Linked DNA regions of Homo sapiens: region 2 is linked to region 1. A link is a contact called in ENCODE Hi-C data. All regions are on one chromosome and are shown on one strand. Each heading gives the region's core, a stretch centred on a gene start or an enhancer-like site at or near the end of the contact. The rest is flanking DNA. Distances are from core to core; before and after follow the strand shown. Region 1 overlaps LINC00504 (long intergenic non-protein coding RNA 504). Region 2 overlaps LOC124900670 (a long non-coding RNA gene).

Region 1 (3,606 bases), core at 498-2,997:
GACACAACCATCCTTTATTTTTTCAAATATTTTTGATTCATGGTAGGCTGAATCCACGAATGTGGAACCCACAGATACAGAGGGCCAATGGCATATGCTTATTGGATTGAAACCTTTCTCATTCCAGCTGACTTATGTCCTAGGCTAGTGATCTGCTTTCTTTGTTCACAAGGCTTCTTTGCTATGCAAAGGTACTCCAAGAAAGTTTTAATCTTTTTTTTTATCTTTTTGGAATCTGTCTCTTTCATTTGGGTCATGTAAGTATGCCAGAGTTTACCAGTTTCAGGAAAATGGTAAATAGAGAGTGGGATAGTAAGGAAACAACAGCCTCAGCATTCATTTCCCATCCCTAGTGCTGCTGCTATATGTAAGTCCTTACTCAGTTGGCATAGACCACCAAAAAATGAGTGACGATGCTAGCAGCCCCCCGTCCTCTGTATCAGCTCAGCCACAGGGTTTCTGAGGCCACCACACTCAGTACTCAGCCCTCCCAGGCCCCCATGAAGGCACCTCCTTCTAGGAACCCATCTTCCAGCTGGAGCAACTCACTGAACACTCCCACAACCATGCCCTTGACCCAGTCCCTGAAGACCTAACCAACTCACTGATTATGCCTCCACTGTCTTCAAATCTTGAAAAAGTCCCTCTCTACTTTAGACTATACCTCAATGGGTCTGTACCTTCAAGCAAAAAAGAAAAATGTTGTGGGATTAGAACTGAGTTGGGGAGAGGCTTGCCTGTTTCTTTCTTTTTTTTTTTCCCCCATCCTTGAAACTCAAAAAGGCTATTAACTTCTTTCATGAAGAGTAAAGAAAATTCAGATCTTAGTAACACAGACTTGTTAACTTTGCTAGGAGAGGAAGGAACGCCTTTCCTTCATTTCCAGTAACTCTATGGCATCAAATGAGACACAGATAAGTTTCTCAACCACCCTGCTACAGCGCCCATCATTTTGAATGCCTACTATGCCACTAGTGCTAACAAGGCCCTGTCCGTTGAGGAGTTCATGGCATGGTTGGGAAGCTAGATGACTAAATGCAAAACCAAAGTACAGTGCGTTAGGGCTGGGCTAGAAGGAGTTCAAGGTGTGTAGCAGATGCACAGAGCAGGCAACTAGCCCCACTTGGCAAATCAGAAGAGGCAACAGCAGAGCTGAGCCTTGGAGAACCAGGAGCAGTTGTCAGGTAAAGCAGGGAGGCATAGTAGAAGAGGTGTTTCTTGTTTCCTTTCCATTTACGCTATAAAAATATTCTTCCCCTTGTTAAATAGAGATGAAAGGGAAGCATTAAAGATCTTTAGTGTAAGCATGACATGATGATGGGGCAAGCTGGACAGAAGCCAAACTGGAGGCAGGGGAACTAGTTCCAAGGCTCATTCTCTGCTTTCCTCCAGGATGAGCTGTCTGCTAATTATCTCCTGCCCATGAAGCCACAGGCCCAGAGGCCCATAATGACACAGCACTGAGGGGTCCCTGCTTTTACTAGAATTATTCCTGATAAGCTTCACTTGACAGAAGACTTGGCTTCCCCAGTCTCTGATTCTTTTGTAAATCCCCAGAATTCAACTAAGGTCTCTGCCCTGGAGCTTTTGTAAGCTGATCTCAAACCCAAAAACACCCCCCTTGACTGACAATCCTCTCAGGGTGGAACCAAGAAGAAAGATATTAGTCTAAAGGGAAAAACCCACAGAGGCATGGAGTTCCCCTTGGCTAAAGGAAAAAGCATGTGCACAGTGGTGTGGCTTAAAGAATGATAGTACTCCTTGACCTTCAAGGGTTGGGCTCAAGTTCATGGTTCTTTTAAGGCTGTCAGAAGCCACAGTGAGTCATAACGCTGTTTGTCCTGGGAGGAGGGAGGGTGATGGGGTGTGAGTCACAACGGAGAGAAGGACTCACTAGTATGGGGCTTGGGAAAGGCCCGTAATAGTGACGTCTTCCAGTGTCTTCTGAGTTCTCATGTTTCCTTTCAGACTTTGAGCTGGGCAAGGGGCGAAAAAGGGGACTATATGGTAGTCTCTTATTAATTAGAATGGATAACTAGAGAATAAGGGAAAAACTAACAAAAAAGGCCAGAGACAAGACTGGCCCTGGGGAATGTGAATTCCAGGTCATTTATAAAATAATAATAATAAATCAAGGTTGTCTTTTGTCTTTCCTGCAAAAAAAATGTGACTTGGTAGCACCACGAGTGTATGAGTGATCTTGGGCCCAAATCTGTCTGCATGGGATCCCTGTTCTGCCTCTCCTTAGACGTGTGATCATACGCAAGTCGTTGAATCTCTGTGGACATTAAGCAACATATTCTTGAACAATTACTATGTTCTGGGCACTCGACTTGGTATCTTATTTGCATCATCTCAAATAATTCCATCCCTACTTTAAAACAATACATTCATTTCAGGGTTGTTGGGAGGATTAAAGGAGATAGCCCAGTGAAAGAGTCTAACTGCCTGGCACAATATAGGGATTAAATAGGTACCATGTCCCCTTAACCTGCTCCTTTTTAAGGAAGTGTGCCTATCTTGGGCGTTAGGCTTTCTATAAGCATGTTTACTTGAGTGTAGTTGAATTTATACATGTCTCCCTGGCAAAAGGGGAAAAAAATGCCTTTGATTTTGGTCATTCTCGCACTGTATAGCTTTATGTGCATTTTTTCACCAACATTATCTTCACACACATCATTTTAATTATGATTTTGTTACCTGTGATATCTTACAACTATTAGCACAGAACATACTAGTGAAAAGCCAATCTGTTTAAGCAACAAAGAGAACTGGGAATAACTCTGTTTTTAATGTACCTATTCCCATGAGTTCTTGAAGTTAGGAAGAAACAGCTCCCCTGGCTTTGCTGCCCTGACCTTTGGGTTGTACAAATCAAGTCGGCTTGGCACAGGAAGCAGCACTCAAATCCAGATTCTAACAAACCGGAAGTGAGGTGGAGAGAGATAGGATAAGCCTCTCCTTCGGGCACCAGAGTTCTTAATTGAAGTAGGGATTCCTTGGGTAAATCTTGTATCTTACAGAAGATAAAATTATATAATAATTGAAAACTATAGCTCCCTAAGCTATGAGGATACAAAGGCACAAGAATAATATAATGGATTCTGGGGACTTGCGGGGAAGCTTAGGAGGGGTTGAGGAACGAAAGACTGCATATTGGTTGCAGCGTACATTGCTTGGGTGATGGGTGCACCAAAATCTCAGAAATCACACCTAAATAACTTACCCATGCAACCAAACACCTCCTGATCCCCAGAAACTATTGATAAAAAAAGCCAAAATATGAACAAACCCTAATGTAAACTATGGACTTTAGTTGATTATGATACATCAATGTAGGTGCATCAATTGTAGCAAATGTATCACTCTGGTGAGGGATGTTAATAATTGAGGAAGCTGTGGTTTGTGGGGGTAGGAGAGATATGGGAAATATCTGTACCTTCCTCTCAAATTTGCTGTGAAACTAAAACGCCTCTAAAAAAAAAAGAAAACATATATATAAAAAAAGATATGGCTTGGTAGCATCACATAAAATTTAGTATTCGACCCAAGATTAGAGCCTTCTTTGGCTCCTTCGGATCAATAGCTTAACCCATATAGGAGTTA
Region 2 (3,385 bases), core at 876-3,375, 690 kb before region 1:
ACAGTAGCCATCAAGAGTCTATAGATTCACCCCGATGTTAAGAGCTTATCAATTTTATCAATCTTATTGCCTTCTCTTCTCCACGGATTCTTTTTTTTGAAATTGTCTTTCACTGTTTTCCTAAGAAACAGGCAGAAATTGAAAAGTAACTGAACACAAATGGGATTTTCTAACCAGAGAAAATGCCTGTCCAAGCATTGGCCTTTAAGAGAAGAGAGAACAATTCTCCCTTCATCAGATATCTAATTTCAGAGACTGTTTTAATGATAATTGGCCTTTAATGATTTCCTTCACAACTAGCAACTAACATTTGAGACAGAATTTAGAGTTTGAAAAAAAAAAAAAAAAAATCTCAGGTTATTCCAGTCACTGTTTTACAGGGACTGGCATCTGAAAAAAGCATCTTGTTTTTCCAACAGCAACTAAGTTAAAGATAACATGGCTTTAAAATAGAGAGATAAACTGGTTTTACTACATACTTTGACCATTTTCTTCATGGTTAGTCAGCAGTTTAATCTAGCCTTTCGTTCATGTCTTCGAATTCATCACATTCACACAAAGTACATGATGACTAAGTAAATCTGAAAATAAAGTGCCCAAAGGCAGATTATTTGCCACATACTTTATGATATTTAAAATCCTGAGAAGGTAAGCAGTCTTGTCTCAGTTGATGTAAAAGTGGTCTTAAACACACATCAACTACGAAATCCTACTAATGCTAACTGATAATAACATTGATGTTCCAATTTCCTGACTTGTTGATTGCCAGTTTGGCTAGTTTTCTTTGACCTATAGTCGTAAGATGGTGATGACGTTGACGATGACGGTGGAAAAGCTTATGAAAATGTTGGCTATCAAGAAGATTGTGAGCAGTGAATTTATTTCCTACTGCAATTTTACACTAAAACTTTCACATGGTGACTTGTTTTCTCTCCATTCTTTTGCTCGTATTCTCTTACAACATCAAGATTATGTTCTGTGCCTAACAAGCCCATTCAATGTTGTCTTCCACAGCTTTCAGACAAGCTCCTTTCCAATTAGTGAAACTTTTCTTCTTCCCATCAAATGATAAATACATGATTATTCTGATTTTAATATGAACATTCCAGCTGGCATGAAAATAACTCTCTAATTGCAAAAGAACAATTTATTACCTTTATATGCATTTTTTTTTTTTAGCATCCATTGAGTATTTATGTGGCATAAGGCACTATGGTTGACAGACATAAAAGTACATACCCATTAACTAATTACTGATGCATTAATATATGTATTGATATACATAGAGATAGAGATGATAAAGCTATAGAAAAACTATGAAATCATGAGCAACTGAATTTGCTGAAATGGCTGTATTATTGGACATTGGTTTTCAAAAGTTCAAACGACTGCAGTGAAAGTTTTTATTTTAAGAGCAATCATTGAAAGAATCAACTGACCTTGCTGTTCTCTGTCTCAAGTCAGAAAATAAACAGAGAAAGTGTATCTTAGTGGTTTGCAAGTGATTCAGAGCAGGATGCTCAGCTATTAGAAAGTCATCGATTCGGCTGGAGGAAATGAGTTGGCTGAAGCACGAGATATAAGCCAATGCCCAGGATTGTGAGGTCAGGGCAGGATGCCAAGATGAACTACATTTCCTGGCAAGAATTCAAGCTCATTGCCAAAGGCCTTGCTGTTATTCTGAATCCAGGTTTTGTAACCTTTTCAAAAACTCTTACCTTGATATTCAATATTTTTCATTCAACCTTTCTATTTTTCAAGATGCACGATATTAGTATGACATTTATATAAATTTAAATGCAACCTAAAAATCCACATTTTAAGTTAAAATCCATTCACTGCTTTAAGGCTATTTTTTTTAGGGTGACAATCAACATTGTCCATTAACTTTATTTTCAGACATATCTCTCACCCTGGAAAATAAGCAAGCTTGCCAGGAATGTTACTCAGAAAAAAAAAATTAATGGTTCAAAAATATTAAAGCCGTTAGCCACTGCTGACCAGACTGCTTCAAATAATGTGTATTGGGAAGGGTCATGACTGGATGGGAAACCAGCAGACATCAGTTCTATTCTGGGCTTGACTTCCACGTGACCTTCTCAATTCACTCAATTTTTCTGTGGTTCAGTTTGCTCAGGTTTCAAAAAAATGGAATGATAATACCAGGATGTTGTGGGGAGTCATCAGATTAGCAAGAAGCTTTGGACTCTTGAGACACACCTAATGTAGAAATAGATGATATCCAAGACTTGCCTCAGAACAATACATCTTGTATTCTATGTACTGTATTCTCCTTTTTTCTTCTCTCATTGTTTTAAAGCCCCATGAATTATTCCTTTCAGACACTGCATTGTTGTTTTGAATTGTTGCTCGGTAACAAATGATGAGATAAATGTTTCAGGGGCGTCCATGTGAAGAGACCACCAAACAGGCTTTGTGTGAGCAATAAAGCTGTTTATTTCACCTGGGTGCAGGTGGGCTGAATCCGAAAAGACAGTCAGCGAAGGGAGATAGGGGTGGGGCCGTTTTATAAGATTTGGGCAGGTAAAGGAAAATTACAGTCAAAAGGGGTTTGTTCTCTGGTGGGCAGGAGTAGGGGGTCACAAGGTGCTCAGTGGGGGAGCTTTTTGAGTCAGGATGAGCCAGGAAAAAGACTTTGACAAGGTAATGTCATCACTTAAGGCAAGGACCGGCCATTTACACTTCTTTTGTGGTGGAATGTCATCAGTTAAGGCGGGGCAGGGCAATTTCACTTCTTTTGTGATTCTTCAGTTACTTCAGGCCATCTGGGCATATACGTGCAAGTCACAGGGGATGCGATGGCTTGGCTTGGGCTCAGAGGCCTGACATTCCTGCCTTCTTATATTAATAAGAAAAATAAAACAAAATAGTGTTGAAGTGTGGGGGGTGGCGAAAATTTTGGGGGGATGGTATGGAGAGAGAGAATGGGCGATGTTTCTCAGGGCTGCTTTGAGCGGGGTTAGGGGTGGCGTGGGAACCTAGAGTGGGAGAGATTAAGCTGAAGGAAGATTTTGTGGTGAGGGGTGATATTGTGGGATTGTTAGAAGAAACATTTGCCGTGTAGAATTATTGGTGATGGCCTGGATACGGTTTTGTATGAATTGAAAAACTAAAAAATGGAATAAGAGAAGGAGAAAAACAGGTATAAAAGGTCTAAGAATTGGAGGACCCAGGACATCTGATTAGAGAGTGCCTAAGGAGATTCAGCGTAGTCCTGCCAGCAAAGATTATTTACTTCAAGAGTTTAGAGTGGCAGTTTGGGGATAGCACCAGGAGATATCAGCTGTGATGGCTTGGAGAAACAGTGTAAACCGGCAGTGTAAACAAGAGCAGGGCATGTATGAGTAGTTGAGAACGGTGAATA

Evidence for each region. Hi-C counts contacts between places; a loop is a spot of excess contacts on that map. Pooled maps may share reads with other maps.
Region 2: a map of GM12878 shows a loop between it and region 1 (3-fold over the local background). The contact joins two enhancer-like sites. A Hi-C loop is called at or near these places in 1 of 168 maps with a recorded cell type or tissue (GM12878), 9 of 37 single-sample maps with no recorded cell type and 7 of 50 pooled maps.

Annotation. Positions count from the first base shown.
Region 1 is chr4:14,854,789-14,858,394 of GRCh38, forward strand. The region is part of intron 2 of LINC00504 (long intergenic non-protein coding RNA 504); the gene reads right to left. Among named protein-coding and RNA genes, the nearest start is that of LINC00504, 32 kb to the right of the region's middle. RefSeq lists enhancers at 1,153-2,352, 1,548-1,927. Within about 2 kb of position 1,748, at least 10 of the 41 ENCODE cell types and tissues checked have a DNase peak (open chromatin) inside an H3K27ac peak, as active enhancers do.
Region 2 is chr4:14,167,551-14,170,935 of GRCh38, forward strand. All of the region lies in intron 1 of LOC124900670 (a long non-coding RNA gene), which reads left to right. Among named protein-coding and RNA genes, the nearest start is that of LINC01085, 57 kb to the left of the region's middle. RefSeq lists an enhancer at 2,575-3,146. Within about 2 kb of position 2,126, at least 4 of the 41 ENCODE cell types and tissues checked have a DNase peak (open chromatin) inside an H3K27ac peak, as active enhancers do.